Linked DNA regions of Homo sapiens: region 2 is linked to region 1. The links are chromatin loops, found by intact Hi-C in ENCODE. Cell type or tissue: ovary. All regions are shown on one strand. Each heading gives the region's core, and the rest is flanking DNA. Links, peaks and the distances in the headings are about the cores only.

What was found. A loop is a pair of places that touch in the nucleus more often than their neighbours do. Peaks named below come from ENCODE experiments on the same cell type or tissue, not always from the same donor. Only the 100,000 strongest peaks of a DNase experiment are listed, where the experiment ranks them.
Region 2: a loop joins it to region 1, with 2.9 times the contacts of the local background. A loop is called at or near these places in 31 of 110 quality-filtered maps.

Annotation. Positions count from the first base shown.
Region 1 is chr17:65,192,350-65,208,689 of GRCh38, forward strand. It overlaps RGS9 (regulator of G protein signaling 9), which reads left to right. Exons shown (of 19, transcript NM_003835.4): 12 at 1,194-1,307; 13 at 4,777-4,892; 14 at 9,644-9,731; 15 at 11,814-11,952; 16 at 15,573-15,658. Among named protein-coding and RNA genes, the nearest start is that of RGS9, 63 kb to the left of the region's middle. In ovary, for the core only: a CTCF peak has its summit at 6,576 (motif pointing left); no DNase peak of the experiment used is centred there.
Region 2 is chr17:64,930,859-64,947,198 of GRCh38, forward strand. It overlaps LOC107985000 (a long non-coding RNA gene), which reads right to left. Exons shown (of 3, transcript XR_001752973.3): 3 at 12,497-12,507. Among named protein-coding and RNA genes, the nearest start is that of LRRC37A3, 20 kb to the left of the region's middle. In ovary, for the core only: no CTCF peak of the experiment used is centred there; a DNase peak (open chromatin) is centred at 8,183.

The sequences.
Region 1 (16,340 bases), core at 3,179-11,178:
ACGCCTATAATCCCAGCACTTTGGGAAGTTTCAGGCAGGAGGATTGCTTGAGTCTAGGAGTTGAAGACCAGCCTGGGCAACATAGTGAGACCACATCTCTACAAAGAATAAAAAAAATTAGCCAGGTGGTGGCACATGCCCGTGGTCCCATCTCATCATGACACTGACGTGGGAGGACGGCTTGAGCTGGGGAGGTCAAGGCTGCAGTGAGCCATGATTGCATCACTGCACTCCAGCCTTAGTGACAGAGCAAGACAATGTCTCAAAAAAAAAAAAAAAGTTACGAAATTACAGCTAGATAGTGTTCTGTAGCACTGAAGGATGACTGTAGTTAATAATAATACAGTATGTATTTCCATAATAGCTAGAAGAGAAGGAATTAGCTCTTCCTCCAAATAGTGTGTTTGGACCAATTAAGCCCCAGGTTTAAATAATGGGCCTAAGTTTCCAAACCCAGGCATTATCCTGAGAAAGGGTAGAACCCAACATGGCAAGAGTCTTGGAGTCTGTGGCAACTTTGGGCTTCTAAGATGGGTGCAGAGACACAAGTTTGAACACTCCAAGTTGGTTTGAATCTAAAAACCTATTGATAAAATATAAACAGGCCATATTTTAATGAAATAGATACAGAAAGGCCGGGCATGGTGGCTCACACCTGTAATCCCAGCACTTCGGGAGACTGAGGTGGATCGCTTGACCCCAGGAGTTTGAGACCAGCCTGGGCAACTTGGCAAAACCCTATCTCTACCAAAAATACAAAAAAAAAAAAAAATTAGCCTGGCCTGGTGGTGCGCGTCTGTGATCCCAGCTACTCAGGAGGCTGAGGTGGGAGGATTGCTTGAGCCTGGGAGGCGGAGGCTGCAGTGAGCCAAGATTGTGCCACTGCACTCCAGCTTGGCTGTCTCAAAAAAAAAAAAAAAAGAAAAAAAAGAAAAAGAAATAGGTATAGAGGAATGACAGAGGGACTGGATGGAAGACAATGTTTCATTTCACAAGTAGAATTGGGACTGATTTTGTCAAATACCTGCCAATCCCAAGGGTTATTTGATTTGAGGAAATTTCTAGGAAAACAGTAATAAGTATGTCACCAAATCGATACAGGAAAAGAGGACAGCCTGGTCAGTTGACCTGTGTATTGATGTCATATCTTGGGTGTCGAGCTTCTAGGAAATCATTTTCTGTTTCCTTTTCAGGATTGTGAAATACAGTGAGCAGTTCTCATCCAACGATGCCATCATGTCAGGCTGCCTCCCCAGCAACCCCTGGATCACCGATGACACCCAGTTCTGGGACTTAAATGCCAAATTGTATGTATTTTATATATTGGTGTTTTTTAAAAAACCGTTTTTGAGTTACAATTCACATGCCATAAAATTCACCCCTTCAAAGCATACAGTTCAATGGTTTTTATTATATTCATAGAGCTACAATCAATTTTAAAACATGTTCATTACACAAAAAAGAAACCCTGGACGCCCTCCAGCCTTAGGCAACTATGAATCTACTTTCTGTGTTTACGGATTTGTCTGTCTGGACATTTCCTATCAATGGCATCACTTGGAATCTGAGGAATGACAGAGGGACTGGCTGGCAGACAATGTTTCATTTCACAAGTAGAAGAGGAACTGATTTTGTCAAATACTTGCCAATCCCAAGGGCTACTCGATTCGAGCAAGTTTCTAAGAAGACAGTAATAAGTATGTCACTAAATCGATACAGGAAAAGAGGACAGGCTGGTCAGTTGACCTGTGTATTGATTTCATCTCTTGGGTATTGCGCTTCTAGGAAATCTAGGAAAGACTATGGGGTCTTTTGCGACGAGCTTTTTTCACTTAGCATCATGTTTTCAAGGTTTACGAATCTTGTAGCATGGATCAGAACTTCATTCCCATTTATGGTTGAATCATCTTCATGGTATGGATGCACTAGAGTTTGTTTATCCATTCATCTGCTGATGGACATTTGGGTGGTTTCTGCCTTTTAGCTATTATGAAGAATGCGGCTATGAACATTCGTGGGCAGGTTTTTGTGTGGGCATATTTTCATTTCTCTCGGGTGTATATCCAGGAGTGGAATTGCTGAGTCAAATGGTGACTCTATGTTTAACAACAGATTGGTTTTGAAAATTAAAAAATCATATGTATGGCTTTGCATGTTTGATATCTAATTAGCGTAAACTTAAGTTCTGGGCGGGCAGGGCCCTAAACCTGCCCTTTCCCTTACCCTTTGGCTTTTTTTTGTCAGTTTTGAATAGTCATTGCTCACTGGACCTGCACGCTTGTGTTATTTGGAAGAGGGGGCAGAGGCAGAAACACAGGAGAGTTCCGGCACACAGAGGGAGGAAGAAGAGAAGGGTGTAATGGTCAAATTAGAGGGAGAGAGAGAGGAGGACAGGGGAGAAGGGACAGGCCTGAGTGTGTGAGGGAGGTGGGGTGATGGGAAAGGAAGGAGTGCCAGGTATAGGTCACAGCTTGGGTCAACACTGCCGAGGCCATGAGGAACACACAGGTGACACTGACCCAGCTGGGTAAGCAGGCCTGGCCTGGGAGGGCCCTGATTCTCATCTTAAGCAACACTGGTACCTATTCCACGTGGCCCGCTCTGGGCAGCCAACAGGTTAAGGAGGCCACTCCTCTGGAGTCAGGGGTCCCCTGTCTACTAAGGTCAACTGCAGAGCCAAAGACTCTAGAACTACCTTCTGGGGAGGCTTCCCTTATCCTCTTTGGGCTCTGGCTGTTGGGGTGCTTCTCTGCAGCCCATGTCTGCCTCCCAGCGTACTGAATGAGAGAGGCGACCTGTGTCTGCCTGTGGACAAGCATGTGCGGACGCTGGCTCTCCCTGGAGGAGAAGGCAGGGAATCTGGCCAGGAAGAGGGTTGTCCTAGGAGGGCTTGGGGAGGAGAGATGGATGGCCGCTGAATTTTAAATAAAATGGGGAGCATGGTATTGAAGACAGGTAGAGATTGCTGGCAAGAAGAAAAATGTGTGTTCTGTGTAAGAACCGTTGATCAGAGGGCACTGGGTGGGTGACAACTGGAACTCCCCATTAAAGTGGGAAGCCCTGTTCTTTTTTGTGGATCCTATATGTTTATTGAACCAAATATATATATACACATATATGTATTTGTAAGTATATGTATATATATATTTTTATTGGTGCACCTATCAACTGTGCCGCGTACACTGAACCCCGTTTTTAGTCTTATATCCCTCACTCCCTTTTCACCCCTTTCCCCTGAGTCCCCGAAGTGCATCGTGTCATTCATAAGCCTTTGCATCCTCATAGCTTAGCTCACATGAAAGCGGGAAGTCTTGTTCTTAATGGTTTAGATTTTAGAACAGTATTACAATTACTGGGGAAGCTTAACAAAAACATCAACGTTCAGGCCTTATCCTCCCAAACCTCTTATTTGGTTGGCCTGGGTTGCTGTCTCACCACTATCAGCGTTTTTTGAAAGCTCTGCTGATTTTCACAAACAGCCAGGATTCTTAGGCTGGTTTACAGCGTTGATTCCCAGTGTGGGCCCTGGACCAGCGGCATCCGCAGCACCAGGGAACCTGTCAGACATGCGTATTCTTGGGCCCCACCCACTCCTACTGAATCAGAAACTCTGAGGTTGGGACCCAGCAATCTGTTTCAATGCATCTTCCAGGTGATTCTGATGCATGTGGAAGTTTGCAAACCACTGTCGTCATCACAACTCAGCTTCTTACTAATTATGTGAGACTTGGCAAGTATTTAATCTCTTTGAGCCTCAGTTTTCTTGACAATGAGATGGGATAGTAATACTCAATTCATAGTGTTCTTTTAAGGATTCGATGGTATGTGTGTAACGCACAGTACCTCACATAGGACAATGCTTTGTGAATGGCAGTTGTTAATGTTATCAGTTTTCTTATTGTTTGTACACTTGTTCTTATGGAAAGTGTAAAACTTGCTTGGCATGCTTTATCTTGGATCCCATAGACATGAATTGTGCCTGGTTCTGGTCCTAGCTGCTACATCAGTGGGAAAAATGGTGTGAGGGACTTGAAACCTTAGTTTCAAAGGTCTGTGTTAGGTTTAGGAGAATTCCATAAGGGATAGGAGAGAACACTGAGTCTTTTTCTGATTCTCTGGAATGTTAGATCTCTGCTAGCTGGGCTCGAATATCCTACCTGGGATCAGGGAAATCTTTCCAAACAAGGAGGTGCAGTGGGACCTGCATCTTAGAGGAAGCCCTGAAAGGGAGTGCAGAGATGGCAAATGGGTCTACTCCGAGGCACATGGCCTGAGGCAGGTACAGGAGGAGCCACCGGCTCCCACCAGAAGCCAGGGTGTGCCATGGTAGGGGGGCAGCTGTCGTGGGTGATAGGCACCCAGCAGGTGGCAGTGATTGTAGCACCCATCACCAATGCTGCTCCAGAATTCTCTCCTAGTCCAGGTGGCAGCCTGACCCTCTGCTGGCCAGGCTCCAGGCTGTTACCATGCCTTGGAGGAGGCATTTGAATTCGTTTGTCCTTAAGGTTAAGTGAGCAGGACCTGAGTGTGGGCTCCCCACGGTGGGCATCCTCCTCACCTCTGGGATGGTCATGTCTTTGATGTGAGCCCCGGGGGACTTGTCTGTGGCTGCATCTTCCTAGCAAGTGATTACTTGGCTTGTGTGTTATGCAGGGATTGGGAGGAGGAGGATTGAATTGAGCCCTGGGCCATGAGACTAAAGGCCCTCACCCCAACCCAGGCCACCACCTGTCACAACCGCTACCTCTCTGGTGCATTTACAAATCATCCTTGCAGGGTGGAAATCCCAACCAAGATGCGAGTGGAACGATGGGCCTTCAACTTCAGCGAATTGATCCGAGACCCCAAAGGTCGACAGAGCTTCCAGTACTTCCTCAAGAAAGAATTCAGTGGTGGGTCTTTGTTTACAAAAAAAAATTAAAATAACTTACTTTTAGAAAGAGTCCTTTAATGTCTAGCCTAGGGTTTGGGGAATTTCTCAGCAGATGTTTTCAGAGCTTTGCTTATGCCCTTAAACAGTTGCTTCCTTTCACAGCTTTAAGAATGGGACCTGAGCCCAAGACTCGTTCTTTCCATAGACTCAAAGAGGCCCCACCGTCTGGGGGAAAATTGCACCTGCTCACAGAATCTACATCAGGATCCCTCACATTTCTGAGGGCTCCATCCATCCTGGATGCCCCCACTGTCACCCGAGGAGCCCCCGCTCCTTCTAGTCAGCCTCTAAATATAATGAACCTGGAGGAAGGGAAGGGAGACAGGCAGGCTTTCCCTTTCTTTCTCTTTTTGTCTCCCAGCCTGATTTTCTTTTTTCTTTGTTTCTTTCTTTTTTTTTTTTCTGGAGACAGAGTCTTGCTGTGTCGCCCAGCCTGGAGTGCAGTGGGATGATCTCAGCTCACTGCAACCTCCGCCTCCCTAGTTCAAGCGATTCCCCTGCCTCAGCCTCCCAAGTAGCTGGCGTTACAGGTGCCTGTCACCACACCTGGCTATTGTTTTGTATTTTGAGTAGAGATGGGGTTTCACCATATTGGCCACGCTGGTCTGAAACTCCTGACCTCAGGTGATCTGCCCTCCCCAGCCTCCCAAAGTGCTAGGATTACAGGCGTGAGCCACTGCGCCTGGCTTCCTGATTCTCTTTAGCTCAGTGGTTCTACACATTCAGTCTGCCTGGGGATATTTTAAAACATGTTTTCCTGGATCTCATCCCTAAAGTTGCTTTTAAATTGGTGGGGGTTGGAATCCTTGAAGTTTTGGAAACTCCCCAGATGATTCCAATGTGTGGTGATTGACAGCCATCACCTTAGCTCCTGGCCTGATTTCTTCAGGGCCTTAGGAGGGTGTGGATTTTAGTGAAATGGGCAGGGCCACATTTTGTCCCATCTCTGAATGTCACCTCATGAGGGGAACTGTGACTTTTTTTTTTTTTTGATATGGAGTCTCGCTCTGTTGCCCAGGCTGAAGTGCAGTGGCATGATCTCAGCTCACTGCAACCATTGCCTCCGAGGTTCAAGTGATTCTCCTGCCTCAGCCTCCCAAGTAGCTGGGACTATAGGCACGTGCCACCACACCTGGCTAATTTTTGTATTTTTAGTAGAGACAGGGTTTCGCCATGTTGGCCAGGCTGGTCTCGAACTCTTAACCTCTAGTGATCCACCTGCCTCGGCCTCCCAAAGTGTTGGGATTACAGGCGTGAGCCACTGCACCAGGACTGTGGCTTTTTAAATATACTGCACTTCCCGGAGAAGCATCCACAAAAAAACACGAGGCCAGATCAGAACCAGGCTGTGCATTCACCACCTTCATTGAAATATTTACCTTTACGGGATTCTTTTACTTCCTTGCTCAGTACCCAGCCCTGGGGGCATCACTCCTGAGCCTTGACACTCAGCTGCTTACTACCCAAGATCCACTTGTCTGTGGCACTGCTCCAGAAACGAATCCTACTGGACATGCCTTTAGCCTGGCTGACTGCCGGATGCAAAACATTACATGATAATATGGATTGTTGATAATCATCTCCCTAATCAAGTCTAATTGCTGCTCTAGAACAAAACCCAGAAAAGATGGATGGACTGGCGAATAAGTGGTTATAGTGCCATCTAGTGGCAAAGTGACAACATACACCCTGAATTTATTATCTCCCCCCCACTAATTCCTTAGTGAGAATCCAGCGAAAAGATTTCCCTGCATTATTTAAACCGTATTATTAGCAATCTCCTCATGAGATTCCTGAGGCTTTAGGTATGAACAGGGCAGATAAATCATCAATTTGCTCATTTACTTTTTAAAAAGATTTTTAAATTGAAATATTATTTGCATATGATGAAATTAACTTTTTAAAAGTGTACAATTCAGGGGTTTTAGTGTATTCACTAAATTGTGCAACCATCATCACTAATTCTAGAACATTTTTGCCACATTAAAAAGAAACTCTTTACCCATTAGAATCATCTTCTATTCCTGCTTCTCCTGCACCCCAGCCCTAGGCAACCACAAATCTACTTTCTACCCCTACGGATTCACCTCTTCAAGACATTTCATGTAAACGAAATCATGCAATATGTGACCTTTTGTCTTTTTTCACTTAGCATAATGTTTTCAAGGCTTGTCTGTGTTTCAGCATATAACAGCGCTTCTGTTCCTTTTTTTTTTTTTTTTTTTTTTTTTGACAAATTCTCACTCTGTCGCCCAGGCTGGAGCGCAGTGGCGTGATCTCATCTCACTGCAACTTCTGCCTCCCGGGTTCAAGTGATTCTCCTGCCTCAGCCTCCCAAGTAGCTGGGATTACAGGCGCCCGCCACCATGCCCAGCTAATTTTTGTATTTTTAGTAGAGACGGGGTTTCATCATGTTGGCCAGGCTGGTCTCAAACTCCTGACCTCAGGTGATCCACCCGCCTCGGCCTCCCAAAGTGCTGGGATTACAGGCGTGAGCCACTGCGCCTGGCCACGTGGTTCCTTTTTAATGACTGCATAATATTTCCTTCATTCCTTTTTAATGACCCCATAATATTTCCTTGTTTGTATGTACCACATTTTGCTTATCCATTTGTAAGTTAATGAACATTTGGGTTGCTTTGACTTTTTAGCTGTTATGAATAATGCTGCTATGAACTTTGGTGTACATATTTTTGTGTGCTCATTTAATATTTTTGGTGGGAAAACGTATGTAACATAAATTTTACCATTTTAACCATTTGCTTTTGAGACGGAGTCTTGCTCTGTCGCCCAGGCTGGAGTGCAATGGTACCATCTCGGCTCACTGCAACCACTGCCTCCCTGGTTCAAGCAATTCTCCTGCCTCAGCCTCCTGAGTAGCTGGGATTAGAGGCGCCCGCCACCACGGCCGGCTAATTTTTGTATTTTTAGTAGAGACAGGGTTTCACCATGTTTGTCAGGCTGGTCTCGAACTCCTGACCTTGTGATCCGCCCCCCTCAGCCTCCCAAAGTGCTGGGATTACAGGCGTGAGCCACCCATGCCCAGCCGAAATCTTCTTCCTTTTTAAGGCCAAATGATATTCCCTTGTAGTCTTCACCATATTTTGTTCATCCATTCTTTTATCGATGGACATCTGAGTGCTTTCCACTTACTGGCTATCACGAATAATTGCTTATTTAATTTTACTAAGCAATCAACTGTCTTTTGCTATGGGCAAGATGGTTTACATGGCACTTTTGTCAGATCAGTTACATTTTAGTTGAGAGCATCACTGGTCTGTGATCTCAGTCCAAAGAACGCCCTAAAGTTCATGCTGAAAAGGAAGGACCTCTATAGAGCTATGGGACAAATGCCAACTAGTTTAAAATTGTGCAGCCTTTTCTAATATGAAGCACCCAGGAGCTTTTAAAAAAATGCAGTTGACCCTTGACCAACACTGGTTTGAACTGCACGAGACCACTTATAGGTGGATTTTTTTTTCAGTAAATATATTTAAAAACTTGGGGGGATTTGCAACAATCTGAAAAAACTTGCAGATGAACTGCATAGCCTAGAAATAGAAAAAAGTTATGAAAAGGTATCATGAATCCATAAAATATATATGTAGATACATATCCACTTATGTGTCCATTGACTGTTTATGTTATTAGTAAGGCCTCTGGTAAACAGTAGGCTATTTGTAGTTAAGTTTTTGGATTTTCTACTGCATAATGGTCTGCGCCCTAACCCCTTAATTGTTCAAGGTCAACTGTACTGAGAAAAGAGAGGAGAGGATTTTGTTGTTCATTTCCCCACACTGTGACACACTCCACGATTTACACACACACACACACACAGACACACACACACTTGCTCTCTCTTGTGATCGTCTTTATTTTCCCAGGCAAAAATCACCACCTGGGACCACTGTATGAACATATGCGTGGTACCTCTGGACGCTGCAGGTTAGAGAACCTCGAGTTGGAGGGAGATGAAGGATTTGGGGGAACCTGGCTTTTCCTTCTGGGCCAATCCCCTCTGGCTCAGGTGATGCTCAGTTCAGTCCTGCTCCTGGCCAGACCTTCCCTGAGGGTCAGTCCATCAGCACTGCTTCTTGAACAGCCTCTCTGTAAGAACCGTTGGCCTGGAATATGTCTGGTGAGGGACTGCAAATGATGGGTTCTCTAAGCACAGCCAAACAAAGGAGGAAGAACTCACGCTCAGTCATTCAACGGGAGCAAAGGAAGGAGGTCTTGATGTAGAAAACCGTAGCGTAGCAACGCATGTATAGAAGCCTATTCATGTGCGAGCTCGTTCAAGCAATATTTCCTACAGCCAAATTCTAGAATAAAAAAGAGTACGACAACCTCTGGGGGGTGATATGAACTCTGGCCTGTGTATTGTTGGAGGAAAGGAAGCTGCCACGGTGTGAATGCATTGCTGCAAACATGGTAGGTGCCAATCTAGTTTATTTCTAAGGCCACGTATTGAGCAATTACTAAGTTCCCAATGTTCTTCCAGGCCGTAGAAGTGAAGATGTGGCTCCTTTCCCCAAGGAGTATTGTTGTCTAGCATCACAATGTGCAATAGCTTGTTCTGCGGCAGGAAAGGTGTTCACTGAGCTGGGAAATGGAATCCATCCCGGTTGACTCATTTCTTTTATTTCCTCTTTTCTTCTTCCAACTTATTTCCTGCCCGGCCCTCATCCACGTGGACTTCTCACCATGCAGGAGAGAATCTGGGATTCTGGGAAGCCTGCGAGGATCTGAAGTATGGAGATCAGTCCAAAGTCAAGGAGAAAGCAGAGGAGATTTACAAGTGAGCATCAGCCAGGGTGCTGGAAAGCCTTCCCTTGGGCCTCTGAGGACCACCCCATTGTGCTTGAGGTGAAGATAGGATGAGAGGACAACAGCCTGGTAGCTGGCTGGGCCCTGGTCAGCATCAGTTCACTGTACTTGCCATGCTAGAAATAGTTCCCCGCTGCTTTGGGAGGTTTGGGGGTTCCCTGAAGAAAGCCTGGTGAGACATGCAGTGTGAGTCACCTGTTCCTATGGGAATGTGTCTAGGGGTTAAAAAAGCAAGCTGTCCCGAATTACAGTGCAGAGTGCTCTGTCTTTGACTAAAGCCTTCTTAGGTGTCCTGAGGGGTGTGTGTGTGTGTGTGTGTGTGTGTGTGTGTGTGTGAGAGAGAGAGAGAGAGAGAGAGTGAGAGAGAGAGAGAAGAAGCAGCAAGATGGGAAACCTATTCCTCACGCTTCCTTAGAGATGTGAGGAACACAGGGGAAGGGAGCTCCTCCCACATGTCTGGGACAGTGAGCGCAGCTTGGGGTACAAACATGGGTGGGCACATCTCATTCCTGACATCACGGCTCCAGCCCCCACTTGTTCTGAGCAGCAATAAGTCTGTCCCTCTCCATGACTGTCTCTCCTCCAAATTACACAAAAGCCAAGAGTTCCAGGTTAAAAGGGTCAGTCCTGTTTTCAATGGCCAGGTGGAGAGGGAGGGGAAGGTGTGATGAGGCTCCCAAGGTTGCTGAAAGCCACACTCCCCCTCCCCAACACTCCTCCCCCTACAGGCCTGGTGGGTGCTCCTGTCCTGCTGTGGTCCCATCTCTGTGGGTCCTTTCATCTGCACTGGCTGCAGTGGACATGAGTCCTGGATACTGAGGGCCCAGCATTGTTAGTTCATACTCACATGCTTAGCCGTGTTGCCCAAAGCCCAAGCACCACGCTGGGCTGGAACCAGCCCTTTGCAGTCACCAGACTGTGGTGCTGAACTTTGGGCAGCAGGCCAAACAGCCCCTTCCCTCTGAGGACTTAGCCTCTGGACCCTGGATGTCCTTCCTGCAAATGAACTCAGATTGCAACACCCCGGTTTCCAGAGAAGCACCAGCAGCATTGAAGAGAAAAGCTTGAGGTCTCACTTCTTCTTATACTTAGAGGTTCATACACTCTATTGCAAATTTGCCCAGCTCCTCCCACAGGGAGGGGATCCATGCGCTGAGAGAAATGGGGGTGCGGGTGGGGTGCAGTGGGGAGGGCTGTCGGTCCGGGAAGCTTCCATGACATCCTTTGCAGTACAATGGGTGCCTGATTGCCTTACACACAGTGACGCACACACAACTCCTGATTCCAAAAATCTGCTACAGGAAGCCCGCTGCCTCTGCCATTAGACCAGTTTCCTTCCCCAGGCTCCCTGGTTATGTTATGTAAATCTCAGTTTCAATTCCAAAATTTTAATGTACATCTTAGAAAGGTAGGAAAATATTCATATGAGTATTTCTAATTCAGCAACAGCTCAGAACTGGAAATACTGAGAGAGCTCTGCATCCCGACATCCCAGGTAGAGCCACGGGCTCAGGAAGTGTGGCCAAGTTTGGTCTAATTGGGAGCCTTGGCCTGTCTGCCCAGCGGGTCAGACCTCTGGGTTCTGGGACTATGGGCTGCCTCTCGACACAGCATGTGAAATTCATTACAAAGCACATGTGGGTTGGGAGGAGAGCAGAGACCCCCAGAACACCTGTGTGAAGGTGTCTTAGCCTGGTCCCAGGTTGCCCCTGGAATCCTGGTGCAGAAGGTGTGAAGTTGGAGGCTGAGTTCTTCACCCTCATGGCCAGGACCTAATCCGACCTGGGCCCCAGCCCCTTCTTGCTCTCTCTCCTGGAGGTTGGAAACATCAAAGTTAAATATTCATATTCCCAATACTGGAAGTTTCTTGCTTCAAGGAAAAATTGCTTGACAACCTCTTCAAAAGTTCATGCTCTTTAGTGTCTCCTAAAAAAACCACCACCCTCACCCTCGGTAACCGATTCGTATCAGTCCTTCCCTCCCAAGCAGCTGTGAGCTATCCATGAATTGACTTGGTTTAGTTACTTTTGCTAACATCTCCCTCCCACCCCAGGCTGTTCCTGGCCCCGGGGGCGAGGCGCTGGATCAACATAGATGGCAAAACCATGGACATCACAGTGAAGGGGCTGAAGCACCCCCACCGCTATGTGCTGGACGCCGCACAAACCCACATTTACATGCTCATGAAGAAGGTAGGTGGGTCCGTGCTGTGGATACGGGGTCCAGATAGGCTTTCTGTCACTAAGTACCCGGAAAATTCTTTAGATATAGGAAAAAGAGAGAGGATACGTGGATAGAGCTTTGCCGGTTGTGGCATGCAGCTAAGCATGGGGGCTCATGTCTGTAATCCCAGCTCTTTGGGAAGCTGAGATGGGAGGATATCTTGAGCCCAGAAGTTTGAGACCAGCCTGGGCAACACAGTGAGACCCTGTCTTTATATAAAAAAGAAAGAGAGAGAAAGAGAAAAACCCCAGAATTGTCAACCGTCTCTTCCACCTGTCCACTGGGGTGGACTTGCCTTGAGCCCCTCACCCACGGGCCTAGAGGAACTCCTGTAGAAGCTGTGTGCATCCTTACGGGCCCCACTCTGCAGCAGTAGACAGGTAGGAGTAATGGCATTAGTAATGACAACATTATAATAACAGCCATCATTCGTTGAGGGCTTACAAGGTGCAGTCGCTGTGCGAAACACAGAACTTTATGCTCAAAGACAGCCCACAAGTTAGGCTTTGCTGCTCCAGAATCTAGTGGCTTGGTCAAGGTCTCACCAGAGATGGGGCTGGGATTCATAGCCAGGTCTGCCTGGGTTTCAAGGCCGAGCTCTTAGTTTCTGCTGCAGAGTGATGGCAATTCTCACCACCCTGGCCCCAGGCAAATATTACACATAGAGGCGTAGTGTCTAGGAGAGACAAATTTGTGTGTGTGTGATTGTAGTAAGACCCTGTGAGAATTTAGATAGCCCTCTGGATTATTAACAAAGTGCGAATGCGGTGGGAATTTAAAAAAAAATATGTGAAGGGTACCTGAGAGAAAAATCAATCATTTTCTTAAGAAACTAGAATCGGAGGCTCAGAGTTAGCCTTAAAGAACTTGTCTAGTTTGATTCTTCTTTGGTGCCATCCTTGACAAGACTTTCTTTGGGTGCTTCAACTTCTCATTATGGCAATGATTTCTTTAAGGGCAAAGTATCTTTATAGGATATAGGTTATGTGATATAGGCTATTTGATATAGGTTATGTGATATAGGTTATATGAGATAGATTATGTGATATAGGTTATGGATATTGGTTATGTGATACAGGTTATGTGATATAGACCATCTGATATAGGTTATATGAGATAGATTATATGACATAGGTTGCGTGATATAGCTTATATGAGATAGACTATGTCATACAGGTTATATGATATAGGTTATGTGATATAGGCTATTTGATATAGGTTATATGATATAGGTTATATGAGATTATATGACATAGGTTACATGATGTAGGTTATATGATATAGGTTATAATGTGATATAGGCTATCTGATATAGGTTATGTGATATAGGCTATATGAGATAGATTATATGATATGAGTTATATGTTATAGATTGTAATGTGTTATAGGCTATCTGATGTAGGTCATGTGATATAGGTTATATGATATACATTATATGATATAGGTTATGTGATATAGATTATGTAATATAGGTTATATGATATAGATTATATGATATAGGTTATGTGATATTGGTTATGTGATATAGATTATGTGGTATCAGTTATGTGATATAGGTTATATAATATAGGTTGTGTGATATAGGCTATCTGATATAGGTTATGTGATATAGGTTATATGATATAGATTATATGATGTAGGTTACATGATGTGGGTTATATGAGATAGGTTATATGATGTGGTTTATATGATATAGGCTATGTGATATAGGCTGTGTGATATAGGTTATGTGATATAGGTTATATGATATAGGTTATGTATATAGGTTTGTGTGAATGGTAAATGCTGATTAGCTTTCCTGATTTATATTTCTTCTATTTAGTCTTTTATTGTATCATTTAAAAGTATTTTTACTTTGTTTTTAAAGCATGTAATAATTTAGAATTGCCGCCAAGCCAGATTAGCCATTTTCATCATTTTTTGAATCAGTGGGGTGTTTCTGTGTGTTTTGAATCAGTGGCTGTCTCTTTGTTTTTGTTACTAGACGATTCACAGCAGGGTTTCTTTAATAATAATCCTCTTTAATGTATTTTAAAACGTTTTGGTTCTTAAAAATGTAGTTTTCGGCTGGGCGCAGTGGCTCACGCCTGTAATCCCAGTACTTTGGAAGGCTGAGGTGGGCAGATCACGAGGTCGGGAGTTTGAGACCAGCCTGGCCAACATGGTGAAACCCCGTCTCTACCAAAAATACAAAAATTAGCTGGGCGTGGTGGTGGATGCCTGTAATCTTGCTACCCAGGAGGCTGAGGCAGGAGAATCACTTGAACCTGGGAGGTGGAGGTTGCAGTGAGTTGAGATCGTGCCACTGCAATCCGGCCTGGGCGAAAGAGTGAAACTCCGTCTCAAAAAACAAACAAACAAACAAACAAAAAAACCTGTAGTTTTCATACGGCTTTTTAGGGGATGCCCAGGGAGGCCAGTTACTAGCCAGAATGGAACAGTCATTGGTAACTGCAGAAAAGAATGGCATATATGCCCACTGGACTCCCTATATGCCATTACAGCTATGTCCTATGGTGAAACACTCAACGTATCCCAGTGGCTCCATGGTCCCTATTCCTAGACTCTATCCTAGTTCTCATAACTTTTACTGCTCCCACTTAGTCTTTAGAATAGTGCCATTTCAATAAATTTTTAAAATACCTCAATCCCTGGTTTGTTGCAGTGGCCTTTGTCCCATATTGGGTATGACTAGAGTTTTCCGCTCGCTTAAAAGTAACGAGCATTCATGAAGCTTCTCTGAAATTGCCCAGAGTCCCAGTAAACAGCCCCATAACTGGACTCTACGCGTTGGTTGTTTTTGTTTTTGCTTTGGTATTCTCTTGCCTTTACACCCAAAACACAGGGCAGAAAGGGATGTCAATGGCTTAGAAGTGGGCTCCATACTCCTGGCTGCTCATCTTCCTTGGAAGAAAGTCTTGGAGAGGAGAGGTCAGATGTGCTCTTGTCTCATGCTGGCTTCACTGAACCACTCCAAGGTGGATCTTCATGTGTAGGGTTACAGACTGTAATTCTCAAACTTAAAGGTGCAGCAGAATTACCTGGAGACTGTTCAGGTAGTTGTTAATTGTTAATTGTTTAGGTGTCCTCATGTGAACAAATGATGACAGGCAATGTCTCCATACATGACCAGCTGTCTCACCTGTTTGGCATGTAGCATGCAGCATATGAGAATAAGTGAAACAAATTAAGCAGTTCTGGGTCTAGTGTACTTTTAACTGTAGCAGCTTTTATGCAACTGGCTACATTTACAACATAGGCTGAATCACAGACAATGTTGATAGGATCTGAAGCTGTGAGCTGTAAAACCTGAGACTGTTCAGGCTCAGGGTGAATCACTCCCAGAGTTTCTCATCAGGACGGCTGGGGCAGGCCTGAGAAGTTCCCAGGTGAAATTGATGCTTCTGGAGGGGACCACACTTGAGAACCACTGCTCTCAACACCTCCCCCAACACCTTTCACCCAAGGAGACAAATTCTCATAACTTTTCCATTCTACTGCCAAGGGAGGCTTGAAAATGGCAAGGGTATTGGTTTGATTTGACTGCTTTTTTCTCTCATAATTACTGTTGTTTTCTTGTTCCCACTAGGATTCTTATGCTCGCTATTTAAAATCTCCGATCTATAAGGACATGCTGGCCAAAGCTATTGAACCTCAGGAAACCACCAAGAAAAGGCAAGTGGAATTATCTGTAATTGCTGGCTGCCTGCTGCTTAGTTTACAGAGAAGTGAGGGTCTCTTTCAGCCAAATGGCTATTATGGAGATATTTGCTTGATGAAAATATTGGGGACTGGGAAGTATTGCTCAGGGAATGAGTGCCTCATTTGCTTCATAATGCCCTGAAATCACTCTAGCAAGATTTCCTTAGTAATTACCACCACTAAGTTTTGTTTCCCCTAAAGCTGGCTTGAAAGAGTTTAGAGGATCAGACCAATAATTACCCTTATCACAAATGGAAGCTTCTCCTTGGTTTTTTAACTGCTACTCGTTACCTCCAAACTGATGTATGGGAATTAATTAAGGTACATCCTTGTATTTAAATTGTTCTAAGACCTTAGAGAGAATAGCAGATTGCACCCCAAGAGAAAATGCTCAGTGAAGGGGAAACGGACAGTAACGGGCTAGGTATTCTTGCTGCCTCCGGGGACCATGTTTTAGAAGTCCATGAACTTGTTCATTCTCACTTTTCTCATTGGAGATGTGGATCATCTCATCTGGTAGAGCCATTGGGACAATGGACGAAATAATGTCCTGAGGGGCAGATTGAACTCTTTTCCGGGGGAATTCAATCTACAAGGATTGAAGATTTAAAATATAAATTGAATGGCAGCTTGAACAAAACTGTAAGGCTTTGGC
Region 2 (16,340 bases), core at 5,062-13,061, 260 kb before region 1:
CTGAATGCAGGTACCCTGGGCCCCCTTATTTCTTTCTCTATACTTTGTGTCTTTTTCTTTTCCAAGTCTCTCGTTCCACTTAACGAGAAACACCCACAGGTGTGGAGGGGCAACCCACCCCTTCACCACACCAAGGTCTTCCGACCAGGCTTTGAGTACCATTATTGCAAAGGAAGCTCATCTTAGGTAACTTATTACTAGAGCAGAAATCACCTAATGTAAAGTATTTCATGTATCGCATTTAAAACTGACTTTTGGGTTCATTGATGTAGTGACTCAACTGGGAATCTTAAATGGAATTAGTGTTTTCACTGACAATAAGAATGCCTACTTTTTCATTATAGGCCCATAAGATGTCCCGGCCTTTCCTTGAACCAGTAGACCCTAATGATGCACCAGATTATTATGGTGTTATTAAGGAACCTATGGGTAAGTACATGAGTTGAATATGAAGTTTTTTCAGAAGTCTCAGTGGATATTTTATTAACCACAAAATTAATATCTTAGAATACTTTTAGCAAGGCTGGTGGGGGTATAAATTGGTATGGTCACTTTGGAGGGTAAATTGATAGTATCTATTACAGTTGAATTGTGCATACTCGGTTATTTTATTTTATTTTTTTGAGATGGAGTCTCACCCTGTTGCCAGGCTGGAGTGCAGTGGTGTGATCTCACCTCAATACAACCTCTGCCTCCCAGGTTCAAGCGATTCTCCTGCCTCAGCCTCCCGCGTAGTTGGGACTACAGGCACGTGCCATCACACCCGACTAATTTTTGTAGTTTTAGTAGAGACGAGGTTTCACTATGTTGGCCAGGATGGTCTCAAACTCCTGACCTCAGGTGATCCGCTCGCTTCGGCCTCCCAAAATGCTGGGATAACAGGCATGAGCCACCGCGCTCAGCCCCCCCAGTGATCTTCCTTTGAGGAAAAGCCACGGGGTGCTTTCTCTCTTCTGTAGCAAGGAAGATGGTTTCTAAGAGGGTATTTTAAAGGCAGTTTACCTAAAATAAAAGTGAAAGGCCAGGCAAGGTGACTTATGCCTGTAATCCCAGTACTTTGGGAAGCCGAGTGGGGAGAATAGCTTGAAGCCAGGAGTTCAAGACCAGCCTGGGCCACAATATGAGACCTTGTCTCTACTACCAAAAAAAAAAAAATTAACCAGGCTTGGTGATGAGTGCCTATAGTCCCAGCTACTTGGGAGGCTGAGGCAGGAGAATCACTTGAGTACAGGAGTTTGAGGCTGCAGTGAACTATGATCGAGCCACTCCACCCCAGCCTGGGTGACACAGCAAGAACTTGCCTGTTTAAAAAAAAAAAAAAACTGAGGCCAGGTGCAGTGGATCACGCCTGTACTCCCAGCACTTTGGGAGGCCAAGTGGGGCGGAGCACGAAGTCAGGAGATCGAGACCGTCGTGGCTAACACGGTGAAACCCCGTCTCTACTAAAAATAACAAAAAATTAGGCGGGCGTGGTGGCAGACGACTGTAGTCCCAGCTACTCGGGAGGCTGAGGCAGGAGAATGGCATGAACCCAGGAGACAGAGCTTGCAGTGAGCCGAGATTGCGCCACTGCACTCCAGCCTGGGAGACAGAGCGAGACTCCGTCTCAAAAAAAAAAACAAAAACAAAAAAACTGAAGGATAAGCCCAGCTAAAGTATCCAATTTTTATTCTCAGCAAAGGAATTAAAAAATAAATGAATATATATATAGGCAAGGAAGCAAGAAAAGTAGGCAGCAGGTTATAGACCAAAAACAAGAAACTACAAAATCTGTAAAACTAGGCTAGGCGTGATGGCTCATGCCTGTAATCCCAGCACTTTGGGAGGCCGAGGCAGGTGGATCACCTGAGGTCAGGAGTTTGAGACCAGCCTGGCCAACATGGCAAAACCCCATCTCTACTAAAAATACAAAAATTAGCCAGGTGTGGTGATGCACACCTGTAATCCCAGCTACTCAGGTGGCTGAGGCACGAGAATTGCTTGAACTCAGGAGGCAGAGGTTGCAGTGTGCCAAGATCACACCACTGCACTCCAGCCTGGGTGACAGTGAGACTCTCACAAAAGAAGAAAAAAAAATTCCCAACCTTACCAACATAACAAGACCATGTCTCTACAAAAATTTTAAAAATTAACCAGGCATAGTGGCGTGCACCCATAGTCCTAGCTACTCAGGAGGCTATGACAGGAAGATCACTTGTGCCCAGAAGTTCAAGGCTGCAGTGAGCTGTGATCACTTGTGCCCAGGAGTTCAAGGCTGCAGTGAGCTGTGATTACACCACCGCTCTCCAGCCTGAATGACAGATTGAGACCCTGTCTCAAAAAAAAAAGACAAGAATAAAAGAAAAATTTTCTGAGCTGATGCGAGTCACAGGACTTTAAATTCTAGCAGAATAAATTCATTCACTCAGCAAATGACTATTGAGAACCTGATGTGTGCCAGATACAGGGAATTTAGCAGTGAATAAATTAAAGCCCCTGCACTCTATGAGGGGTGGGGGGAGCAAGGGGTCAGTTGATAAACATTATAAACCAGGTGGACAAATGGAAAAAGACTCACCCCTACATACATCGCTATAAAATTTCCAAACATTAAGAATAAAAGAAACTTTTAGATAAAACAGACAATCTATAAAACAAGAATTAGATTGGTGTCAGATTTTTCTGCTACAACATTTAGTGCTAGAAGATTATGGAAGAATAAATCTAAAAGTTTAAGAAAAAATGATTTTCAACCTAGAAGTCTATGTGCAGCCAAACAGTCAAGTAAAGTCAGAATAAATACATATTCAGTCATGTAAGGACTCAGGGTACCCTTTCTTGGCAGGTATTTTTTAAAAGCATGTGCTATTGGCCAGGCAGGAAATGGCTTATGCCTGTAATCCTAGCACTTTGGAAGGCAAAGATGGATGGAACATTTGAGGTCAGCATTTCGAGACCATCCTGGCCAACATGGCAAAACCTCGTCCCTGCTAAAAATACAAAAATTAGGTGGGCATAGTGGCGCATGCCTGCAGTCCCAGCCACACAGGAGGCTGAGCCCCAGTTCAATAGATACACGATGCCACTGGTGTGGCAACACGTGTGTGTGGATGGAGTGAGGTGCAGAAGCAGGTGGTGGTGGGCTCTGAGAAGGGCTGATTGAATGGTCTCTTTATTCCCTTTATAAATTTTCCTCCCTTGGAAGATTGACCTTTGTAAAGAAGAAAAACATGTTAGAAGAAAAATGGAAAAGAACTCTGCATGCCCTCAGCTCAGATGCCATCTCCTCTGGGAGCTCCTCTGGCCCCTGCCAAGGCTGGATCAGATGCCCTCAGGGCACACACGATGCTGATCCAGGGCCATCTGTGGCCCAGACTCTGGGTCCCTCATGCAGCCCTCACCACTGCTCAGGAGGCCACAGGAACAGAGGAATCACTGGCCCATTTTACAGACGGGAAAGCTGGACCCGGAGAAGTGAAGCAACTTTCCTGACTCACAGTGGGTGAGGGCCTCCCACACTCTTTCCCCTGCCCCATGCTGTTTCCAAGGGACTTCCACAGGCACAGGAAGCAGGCTGAGTGCATAGCAGGAGTACAGCGCTGCTGCCCAGGGATGGAGCAGGAGGGCCAGGGAGAGAGAGACAGGGGTGCCCCTGGTGCCCACAGAGACAGGTCTGTAAAGCCCATGAACAAACTCTCAGCAGGGCGGGGACGGGTGAATGGGGCTGGGGCCCACAACCCATACCACAGGCACCTGGTCTACACAGGTCTGTAGGCCTGTGCAGATACCTGGCTCCTTGACCAAGGAGGGTGATAAGGCCCCACCTGACCCCAGAGATTTCGCCACCTGGTTAGGTGGGCAGGAGGATAGTCTCTCTGGAGCTCTGGGTCATGGACTCTCAGAGGTAGGGAGTGAGTCAGCATGGCCAAAAGGTGGAGACCCAGTCACCCACGGATGCTTGGGATGGGCGAGCCTCCTGGGGCGAAGCCTTCTAGGGTCTAGGGTCCCACATGGTGGTCCCCGGAGGGCTTTCTGTTCTTCCAGGCCCTGCAGAGGAGACCAAGGCTCAGCTGGCAGCTGTGGGGCCAGATTCTCCTCTTTGCCTAGGGGAGAGCCCCCGCAGCACCCCTTGAGAGCCCCTGGGGACCTGCCTGGGGCACACCCTGGCCCCCAGGAAGCCCGGCTCTGGGAGCACTGCAGCCAGGATGGAGGAGGCAGTCTTCAGAGAGGCACTGTCTAGGCCAGCCCTGTGGGGAGGGAAGGCCAGATGGGGGAACCTGGAGGGGCTTGTGAACTGGTTCCTGACCCTAGAAACCCAGCAGAGGTGGACTCGAAGCCCATTCTGGGGAGAAGGCACCGGCAGGCTTCTCCGCCTGAGGTCTGCCCTCCTGAGGGTGCCAGGAGAGCACAGCCCTGGGAAGACTGTAGCCTGGGCTGTGACCTGAGGACTAGGAAGCGTTTATGACAGACATGGAGAGGCCTAAGTCCCTGCTGAAGCCCAGCATCACATCCCATTCCTGAGCACCAAAGGCCCCAGGCCCTGGGTAAGAGAAGCTTCCTAAAGGGCATCCTGAGGGCCCCGCCCTGATCACCTCTTCTTTGGAGAATTTCAGGAGGGAGGCTGGCATGGGCCAGACAACTGGCTGGACAGGGAAGAGGTGGGAATATCTGGACCTCGCCTGCCTCTCGCCACACTCCCCGCTTCCCTCCTCACTGTAGCCAAAGTTCTCCCTGTGCTTTCCACCGACAGTTCATGGCCTGTGCGTGCTATTCCTTCTGTCTGGAACGCCCTTTTCCCCTTTGCTTCCCCTTTCTAATTCGTCATTTTTCAGGTCTCACCTTAGAAGTCACTTCCTCCAGGAAGTCCTTCCTGCCTTGTCCTCCTCTGATCTGGGCTGGATGTAAGCCTCTGTGCTTCCAGGACGTCCTGCCTCTCACCCTCACCCCCGGATGGAGTTGCTGGTTTTCCCACCTGTCTCCCTCTCACCCTCACCCCCGGATGGAGTTGCTGGCATTCCCACCTATCTCCCCTCTCACCCTCACCCCCGGATGGAGTTGCTGGCATTCCCACCTATCTCCCCTCTCACCCTCACCCCCGGATGGAGTTGCTGGCTTTCCAACCTATCTCCCTCTCACCCTCACCCCCGGATGGAGTTGCTGGCTTTCCCACTTGTCTTCCCTGCCAGGCCAGAGGCTTCCAGCGGGTCGGCCCTGGCTCTGCCCTGCTCAGTGTTGGAGCCCACATGCCTTGCCAGGTGTGCAGTGCTTAGTATGTTCTCAGTCCATGTTTTTGAGTGAACAAATAGATACGTGAAAAAAAACCCAAAATCACCCCCAAAAGATGTGATCATTTCCCAGGCCCAATGGGAAGATCTCTGCCCATGTTTCCTCCAAGTGGACGCCTTGCCCTGGGCACTGCCCCCGTGTGTGTGTGTGTGTGCACGACTGCCTGCATGTGTGTACATTTGTGTGCATGTGCATGTGTGTGCAAGTCTGTGCATTTGTGTGTACATTTATGTGTGTGGGTGTGTGTGCGCATGTGTATGTGTGTATTCATGTGTGTGTGTTCGTGTGTGTTCATGTGTATGTGTGTGTGTTCGTGTGTGTGTGTGTGTGTGTTCGTGTGCATGCACGTAAAGGGTGCTCACCTCCTCCTGAGCTCCTTCAGGGCACCGCTCCAGCACGGGCCCAGGTAATCCCCCAGGAGCTTTAGCTGCTCCCAGCTCCTCCCGATGAGGTGCATCCGCTCCACATGCTCGTACAGAGATGCGTTTGCCATCTGCAGGTTGATGAGGGGCTGGGCCCAGATCTGCATCAGAAACTTCAGGGCCTGCCTGCAGATCTGGGGGCACCACCAGGCATTAGGGATGGGAAGGAATCGCTGTTCAATGAGCACTGCCCGGCCAGGTGCCACATGACCTCCTCACTTACCTGAGGGGCTATCTTCATTTTACAGATGGGGAAACTGAGGCTCAGGGAGATGAGGGGATTTGGCTAGGGTCACCCAGCTTGTAAATGGTACAGTCAAGCTCTGAACCCAGTTTATCTGACTCCCAAACCCACTCTCCCTCTAAGGGCAAGGGTCGCTGCCCCCTCCCCAACCATGCTGAGATGAGGGAGGGACTGCTTTGGTTAACGCCCCCTCCCTCTGGGCCTCACAGATCAGGGTCTCTGGGTTCAGGAACCCTTGGAGCTCTTTCCCCAGAGTTGTTTCCTGGCCATGCCCATCCTATTCCTGGAGTCAGAGTGCCACAGCAGACACATCTGAGCCGAGGGCTCCCTGTGACCTTCCTCCCTCTCCCACAGAGGCAGCCTTCCAAGTTTTCTACCCCCGACTACACAGTGGAGCTGAAGAGCACCACTCTCTGCTGGGCCCCTAAAACAAATCCAGTAAGAAGAACGTGCTGGAGGTGAGTGGTGGGGGTGGGGAGAAGGAGGGAAGGGGCTTAGTGATGCCTGCCAGCCCTCTGAAACTAGTGACCTGGAAATGACCTGGGGGTTTTTGACCCTTAATTCCCTATGAGCCAACACTGAGTGCAGCTTTTGGCTGTATTAATAGAGGTAAGAGTCCAGAGCCAGAGAGGTGATATTGGTGCAGTTGCTGGCAGTGCTCTGGGACCCTTACTGTAGGCAAGCCCCAAGTAGGAGGACCTGGGAAGAATTGGGGCTACCATTCTCAGGGCTCAAGGCCAAAGCTGCATCCCCGCCCCAGGGGACCTGTCCTGTGTTTCTAGCATCACAGATTCTGCAGTTCCCCCTCCAGGAGCTGAGTTAATAATAATCCTTGCCCTGGAGGGTGGTGAGGAGTAGGGCCTCTGGAAGAGGAAATTCTCATGCCTAGAATGGCAGCCCTCGTCCCAGCCTGAGAGAGACAGGAGGCTCCGTGTCCTTGGCTGCTTACTGTGACAGGCCTGGTTGGGAAACCTCTTTCTCCCCAGGTGCCCTTCCCTGTCCCTGAGCCAAAGCCCCATTTCTGTCTGGACTGCATCCCCAGTGAATAAACCGGGGCAGTGGGCAAGACTACCAGGTTACCCCCACAGGAAGGGAGAGAAGACCCAGGATGGGTACTCCCAATGCCACACCCTTCACTGTCCACGTCTTATCTTGTTTTTAAACTACTCTTACCCTGACCTCAGTCCCTAGAAGGTTTGAGGCAGATCACAACAGAAACACACGTGGTGAACTGGCAAATTCACTGAAAAGCCAGGACCACAAAAAACAAGTTAGAGATGGGACTCAAGATGGAGAGGAATTAGGGGGCAGATGATGTACAGGTGCTAAGGTGTGGTTGCTGAAGAAAATTTAGCTCTGACTTTCCTGCTAGGTAAGGTGAAAAGAGAGGGGCTATCAGGTGCATGTCTCTTTGTTGTTGAAAAAATAATAAAACCCACCCAGATGTTGAGGGAATCAAAGCTTTTTCCTAACCCTTCGCTCTTAAATTTCTTGTGTGTAGCTCTGTGAACATGGGATCTAGAAGGACAAGTCAGGTACCCTGCAAAACACCTCCAGGGAGGTTTAATGGGGCTGCTTCAGGTGGCATTATTATGATGAAGGCCAGCAGCATGACCTCATGTCTCAGCTCAGAAAAAGCAATTCTGCAAAGAACCTGACTGTGTAGTTTCTTGATTATTCACCAAGCTCCATTCAGTTCTAGAACCAGGATATCTACAAAGCAAAGTTGGAAAACTGGTTTCATCTCATGAGCTACTCTGATGACTAGGTCTGGAGTCTTGTGGGGTTTTGTTTTTATTTTTTGTTTCTGTTTTTGTTTTTGTTTTTAGAGACAAGGGAGCTTGGGTTTCCTTTCTACCCAGCAGGCATGGCTCAGTGGCAGACACCAACCACTGGCATCTGGGTTGTATTTCATAATTTGCACAGTACTTGCAGAACCTTGTCTCATTTAAGCTTTGTAATAACCCCACAAAAATAGCTGGTAGTAGCTGAATTTTACAGACACTGAAATGGAAGCTTGAAGAAATTAGGTGAAGGTCAGGGTGAGGCAGCTAGTGAGCAGCAGAGCCCGCCCTCTGGTCCCAAGGCCCAGGGACCCTTCTGCCTGCCCCTGGGGGAGTCAGGGCCTTTGCCTTTTGCCCAGGGCACACCCACTGGCCGCTCCCACTGGCCCCCCGCTGTGGAGACACCTCTACACTGTAAGAACTATCCAACCAAGGGGGCCAAAGCCAGCCTTGCTCCACAGTCCTGAGGCATCAGACACTGTGCAGACTGCCCTGCCCCCTGCTGGCTGCCTGTCTGCTTCCCGTGGCCAGCCCTGACCGCGGCCCCTGTCCCCCAGCCACTTATTGCTCGCCACAGCCCCTACTCTGCTGCTTCCATTCTGGGGCCCGAGTGGACGGGTGGACCTAGAGGAGGCTGGCATTGCTGAGCCAGCAGCAGGGACACTAGACACAGGCAACAAGGGTAATGGAGCAGAACACAGGCTCTGGAACCAGCCAACATGGCAAAACCCTATCTCTACTGGAAATACAATAATCAGCTGGGTGTGGTGGTGCACGTCTGTAATCCCAGCTCCTGGGGAGGCCGAGGCACTTGAGCCCAAGAGTCAGAGGTTGCGGTGAGCTGAGATCATACCACTGTACTCCAGCCTGGGTGACAGAGCAAGACTCTGTCTCAAAAAAAAAAAAAAAAAAAAAGGAAGCACTGGAGGACATTAAACAAATAGCAGATCCTCCAGCCTGGCCAACATAAAAATACAAAAATTAGCTGGGCATGGTGGCGGGTGCCTGTAATCCCAGCTACTCGGGAGGCTGAGATAGGAGAATCACTTGAACCCAGGAGGCTGAGGCTGCAGTGAGCCGAGATCGCGCCACTGCACTCCAGCCTGGGCGACAAAGGGAGACTCCATCTCAAAACAAACAAACAAACAAACAAAACAAAACAAAACAAATAGTAGATCTGGTCAAGCCCCTCAGAGCTGTTACATAAACCAACTACTGAGGGTAAAGACCTTTGGAAGGACCATTTAAAACACCTGGGGCTTCATCGGGCTGGATTTGCTCGGAGCTACAGGTGGAATCAAGAGTTCTCTATAATCATCACTTGCACAGCGTAGTTTTCAGGGAAATATTTTCCTATTTGACAGGTGAAACAGTATTTTTCACCTGCCTGTAGGCAGTTTTGAGACAATATAGTACTTTTCCAGAAGTGCTTCCCTGAATGACTGCGCACGATTATGATGACATTCTGGAATGGGGTTTTATAACACTTGTGGGAACACGCTGCCCCTTTAGCAATGGAAAACAGGACTTCAGAGCTGCCTTCTGAAAGGCCTGGTCCCTGCAGATGGAACCCACCTGGGACCCTCCTGGTCACCTACCCATCTGCCTCCAGTGTACCACCCGGAAGCTCTTATGCCCCTGTGCGGGGGCTGCCTGGGGGCATTAGACCAAGCATGTGTGCCTTCCCCAGGAAGCAGGCAAACCAAGGAAGCAGGCAAACCCAGATCTGAATGCCAGCCACACCACTTCATCACTATGTGACCGGACAGGTTTCCTAACCTCTCTGAGCACCCATTTCTTCAGCTGTAAAATAATGATAGTTCTTACAGTGTGTTGTTGTAAAGATTAATTAGTAGGGGGAGTTCTGAGTGGTGGAAATATGAGTGGTGGTTATTCTTGACTTTGTGCCTACCTTTAAAAAAAATTAACAGATCCTTTCCACCACAGAAGCTCCCAAGTTACTAGGAGCTGACTCTGGCCATACCACTCACTCTCTACCCATCTCCCAGGCTGCTTCCAGCAGATCGGCTTCTTTGTACGACCCAAGCTCTGTGCCTTCTCTGGCCTCTATTACTGTGACATCTGCCACCAAGATGATGCCTCAGTGATTCTGGCCAGGATCATCCACAGCTGGGACCTCACCAAGCACCTGGTAAGTCTCGAGCCCAGCTCGTCACAGCCACTCAGGGCTGGTGAGGGACAGAGGGGTGTTCAATCCTCTTTGCTGCTGCTGTTCATCTGTTTAGAGGAGTTTGGCTCCTCTAAACAAGGGAAGCTGGGGTCACTGGTTCAGGCACTGTGACGTGGGGGAGCTAACCAAGAGAAAAGCTTGGTGCCTGTCCACAGCCCTGGGCAGAGCTCCGTCGGTGGCTGTCTTGGTCCCCAGGAGGGAGTCTGAGGATGGTTTCCTGCAGCTACAGACATAACCGCTTAAGGCACCAGCAGATAAATGACTGATTAGGTAGATAGATAGATAGATAGATAGATAGATAGATAGATAGACAGACAGATAGGCAGGTGGATGGTGGATGAGTGGATGGGTAGGTGGATGGTTACCTGGGCAGGTGAATGAGTAAATGGGTAGGTGGATGAGTGGATGGGTTGGTGGGTAGGTGGATCAGTAGGTAGATGGGTAGATAGGTGGGTGAACGGGTAGATAGCTAGATGGGTAGGTGGATGGGTAGGTAGATGGGTAGATGGGTGGGTGATTGTGTAGATGGCTAGCTGGGTAGATGGGTAGGTGGATGGGTAGATGGGTGGGCAGTGTGTAGATGGGTGGGTGGATGGGTGAATCGGTAAGTGGATGGGTAGATGGGCTGGCCAGCGAGCTGGCTATACCTTGGAGCAGTCATCCTTAAAGACTATCAAGTAGGCGTATCCATGAATTAATGACGAGGAACCAAGAAGATAGTAAATGACAAAGCTAAATGCAGTAGCAAAGCTGATACAAGGTGACATGGAGCTCAAAGAAGGAGCAGATTTTTAATAATATGTCTAAAGCAATAGTTTCATAAATGCAATTGTTAGCTTAGAGGAAGTAATAATGACCCACATGGTGAATGGTACATGGTAGAATGCATAGCTTTCTATGATTCTATAGCAAGCTGAAGAAAGAGAAAAAAGAACGTGCACTGTGGTAGACTATAAAAAACTGCTTCAACAAAATTTTCAACTGAAATTGGTCTTCCAGACCTTTCTCCACCCCTTTATCCTGAATGGGCTTCTATAAAATCCCCAACAAATAGAATATACAGAGAATGACAGTGTAGGATTTCTGAGGATAAGTCATAAAAGTTAATACAGCTCACTGTCTCTATTGAAGCTTGTTGTGGAATTTAGTACCAGGTATAAGGAAGCCAATGCCATGCAGAAAGTCAGCATGTAAGTCTTCCAACAGATAGCATCAGCTAACATCTAAGCCAATGGCTGGCATCAACTTCCAGATTTGTGAGTAAGCAATCTTTAGACAATTCTAGCAACAAGTCTTTGCAATACCCCCCCAATGACCATGATCAGAGCAAAATCAAAATAAAATTGCTGCTTTATGAAAATAAACGTTGTCATTGTTTTAAGCCACTTAATTTACGGTTAGTTTATTACAAAGAAATAGATGACCAGTAAAAACTTTGAGTAGTGAAGATGTAAGAGCAGTAAGGATTAAAAGTGCTGAAAGAACTGGAAGTGAACAGCAGAGGAGGAAAAGTTAAGAAACAAATGAGAGCTCCTGAGAATGTCAAAAACAGAGAGATTTGCATTTTGGCTGAGGATAAGAAGAATATAGATCAAAGGCATAGAGAAAAAATGTGCTTGAAATATAGACTAAACTCCCAGAGTTTCAGCTATTGATAAAATTCAGATTTTTTTCACGAGTTCAAGAGATCAAGACCATCCTGGCCAACATGGTGAAACCCTGTCTCTACTAAAAATACAAAAATTAGCTGGGCGTGGTGGCGGTGCCTGTAGTCCCAGCTACTCCGGAGGCTGACGCAGGAAAATCACTTTAACCCGGGAGGCAGAGGCTGCAGTGAGCTGAGATTGTGCCACTGCACTCCAGCCTGGCGACAGAGTGAGACTCCGTCTCAAAAAAAAAAAAAAAGAAAAAAAAGAAAAGTCAGATTTTTTCAGACAGAAGTGTTTTATCAGCATTCAAAATAAATTTACTAAGAAAATCACAGTGTCTATTTTGGGAAAAGTAACCATCTCCTAGTCCAACTGTCTACCTAAGAGAAAAGTCTGAAATATATATAGCACTTAATTGTTATTGTATTTCTTTTCTCATAGTTAAAATCATTGAATGCCATCTTTGCATGAAAATATTGTGCAGAGTTCAAAACACTAAAAATATACGAGTAGTTCTTGGTTTTTGGTCATAAAAACAAACTATATTAGATGAGATAAAAGAACTACTGCTTTTCATTTATTCAATAATAGTTATATTGAATCTTTCTGCCATTGGTCTTTACATATACTCAGTGGAAGAACGAGTTTATTAATAATATCTCAAAATTTTAAAATAAACTGAAAATTCAAAATTATAGAGCTAAATTTACATATAATGCTACACTAACAAAATTCTGTGTGGTCAAGGATATTTATTTGAAAATAATTTTATATTTAGTTAATGATAAGTAGCCAGATAATTACTTTTCTATGAAGAAATGCTGAAAAGGATGAGAAGGCACTATTTTAAAATGAACGTCTGAGATTTAATCAGAAAACCATTGGTCAATAACTGTTTTAAAATCACTGAAATACAAATCATCTGACATATGTTGTTTACCTTAAGTATATACTCATTTTGTAAATTTTTTTACCCCCTGACACACACACACACACACACACACACACACAAACACACACACAAGCACTATTCCCAGCTTTCTCTTCATGGAGTAATTTAATTTATTCCATTTTAAAAATCTTAGACTCAGAAAATAATAAATAATTAAGGAATATTATAGAACCGATTACATGATTTCAGTAAGCTAAAAATGTTCACTCTGTATTTCTCACTATATCAATGAGATTCTTTATTATACAAGTGTAACAGCTCTTAAGAGCAATTAGTTAAGTAAAATTTTGTCAGAAGATATGAGGATTACTCTCTTATTTAAAAAAAGTAACTTGCCAACAAACAGGCATGATTGAATTAGAGAAGCTTCAGTTTTTTGTGACCCTGCTCCTGAAGTGAAACTTGGATCCTAAACACCAAATGGTGGGTTCACCTGCCATGATACATGACATTTGTTTTATCAAACAGCATAAACTCCGTTAAAGATGTTCCTTGAAAGGTCTAACTTCATGTATACCCTGCCATCAGAGCTGATCTACCATAGATAGACTAACAAATACCAACCGAATACAATCTAATGCACAAAGGACAGAAAAATAAATTACATTTTCCCCCAAGTTTACAAAATTGATTGCTCATTAAGATGTTTATGGCCGGGTGCAGTGGCTCACGCCTGTAATCCCAGCACTTAGGGAGGCCAAGGCAGGCAGATCACGAGGTCAAGAGATCAAGACCATCCTGGCCAACATGGTGAAACCCCGTCTCTACTAAAAATACAAATTAGCTGGGCATGGTAGCGCACCTGTTGTCCCAGCTACTCAGGAGGCTGAGGCAGGAGAATCGCTTGAACCCGGGAGGTCGAGGTTGCAGTGTGCTGAGTTTGTGCCACTGCACTCCAGCCTGGTGACAGGGCAAGACTCTGTCTAAAAAATAATAATAAAATAAGAAGATGTTTATATGTACATCTTAATTTAATTCACTATCTCAGATTATTTTTAAATTTGCCTTTAAGCTTAATGGAAAATTCCCCTGAACTGTGGTATAATTTGAGTTCAAAATGTATTAATCATATCCAAATCTTCATCTTGAATTAGGAAATGTTCATTTATTATAAGCCATTTCTAAAATTGCTTTTAAACCTATACAATATGAATATGATTGGGTTACTAAGGTAAGCCTGGACATGATAAAGTAGGTTGTAAAAATTTAGAATTTTTAATCCCAGTAATCAAATCAGCATTCTAGGAAATCAAGTATGATATCTATTGAAAGGGTGATGACACCTGAATTATGGTATTATGCTTTTATAGCCAGCTTCTGAAACTGTAATATCACTGAGTATCACAGACAAGACACAATAATAAGGTTACCCGCAGAGAAAAGGTAAAATGCCTTGTAAATTTAACTTTCTAGATTTTCAAGTTTCAAGTTTTTGTACTAAATACTAAAGTTGTACTAAAGTTGAAGCCTTATGTTCAGAAATGTTCCTGTATCTAAAAAATAAGCTTATGGCATTTCCCCATAAAACACATTTCTAAGTCCCAAGATGGAGTAATTAGAGAGATGTTTCTGCATGGAATTCTATAAATTGTCACACCTGTTTAGTTGAACAATGAATGAAAATATGCAGACTTGAACAGAATTCAAGAAATTATTAAAAGACTTACACTTTACCAGCAGAAATTACTTAATATAGGAAAAACATCAGTCATTTTTCAGGGAGTCATCAAGGGATTTTTAAATCACTAAAAATGACAAATAAGAAGCGGAAAATTATCACAATTATATAAGCAGTATTACTGCGATGTACAGAACATCTGTCACCAGTGATAGCCATTCAACATTCTACAAGGGGAGCCAATTGACGCATTCAATATTACAAGGCTAAAAGCAGTTATTACTTTTTTTCACTTTTAAAACAAAACGCAATCATGTAATTTTCAGTTAGTATAAAAATTGAATGCACCCTGAGTCAAAAATAAGCAGGTATCATATTTTCCATATGGCCATTTGTAGCAAATCATACATTTCATTTTTGAGAAATGGTATATTTTTCAAAGTATTTTTCTGTGTGTTAATAAAACATGGAGAGAAAGCTGTGATTCTTTCTTTCTATACATGGCAATAAGAGTGTACAATACTCAGTCAGACACGGTGGCTCATGCCTGTAATCCCAGCACTTTAGGAGGCCGAGGCCGGTGGATCATGAGGTCAGGAGTTCAAGACCATCCTGGCTAACATGGTGAAACCCCATCTCTACTAAAAATACAAAACATTAGCTGGGCATGGTGGCATGCGCCTGTAGTCCCAGCTACTCTGGAGGCTGAAGCAGGAGAATCACTTGAACCCAGGAGGCGAAGTTTGCAGTGAGTCAAGATCGTGCCACTGCACTCCAGCATGGGCAACAGAGTGAGACTCTGTCTCAAAAAAAAAAAAAAAAGAAAAAGAAAACCAGAGTGTACAATACTCAAATATAACTCTGTGATTTCAGACTAAAAAATTGTGTAGCACTTATTTTCAAATATGTCTGTCAGAAGAGAATGATAATACTTTGAACTTCTTTTAAGATTAAGAACATCCCCACATCTTGTACTCTTCTCATTATCAAACATTTATTCAATACCTTATATATGCTGTAAAATAGGGCTGTAAATTTGAATCAATCACAGGCTTTGCTGTCAAGAACTTTGCAAATCAGTAGGAGAAGTAAAGGAAGGGGATTTTTGCAGAAGTGAAGGAAAAGAAGAGAGACTTTATTCTAGAGAAGATATAATATATGAGTGATGGCAGAGAAAATATGAATGTATATGGCCTGTTCATAATACACTCACTAACACTAGTTGATTAGAGCAAATGATTGGTTAAGAAAATATTGAAAAATGCTTATAAAAGTAGATAGACATCAATTACATAAACACCTGAATGCCATAAAAAGGATACCGGATTTGACTGTATTCACAAAATGGTGGAAATAAAATTAAATGAGAAGTTGTTATGCCAAACAATAGCAAAAGTACCCAAAGCTAAAATTAATTAAATGCTTACCAAGTATTTTACATTAATTGGTTCATTTCATCTTAAGAAAAACACATGAAAAATGCTACTCAATTCTCTTTCCCCTTAAATTCATCCTCTTGACAGTGTTCCATTTACTGGTTTCCTCATTTATATTAGTGAATTTCATTTTTAAACAATTACCAAATTATAGTGAAGTCAGGACCACTTTACAAGAAATTGATCTTTATGCCTAATTATACATAATTGATTTTAGTTAAATGTCCCAAATTACTGTTTCTACTTGAAAGGGCCCTGTTTAGAATCACTGAAGAGTTGCTTGTTTCACTGGAAACACAGAAAAGTTCTGAAAATTAAACAGAAAGAGAGAGAAAGCCACATTGACATTTGCTGTTCTGTGTCGGTGGTGTAGCTTTTTTTCAGATGAACTCTCTCACTGAAAACTACAAAAGTTCTGTATAAAAACACACAGAAATCTGCACAAAGTCCTTTAAGAACGAACAAAACCAGGCAGAAATAGAATGCATGAGTAAACTCAAAAACTTATCCAAAGAAATTATCTAATCTGAAGAATAGTGAGAGGACCACAAATGGTTGAACTAAAATGAACAGAGCCTCAGTGACCAGTAGGAGAATTCTGAGTCTACCATATGTGTAACTGTAGAAGGAAGGGATAGAGATATTTTGGCAAATAACTCCTTGGCAAATATTTGGCAAATATCAAAAGAGGCTGAATTAAAATTCTGGTAGAATTTTTAAAATAAATTGACAGGTGAATTCTAAGATTTATATGTATATGCAAAGGATCTAGAATAGTC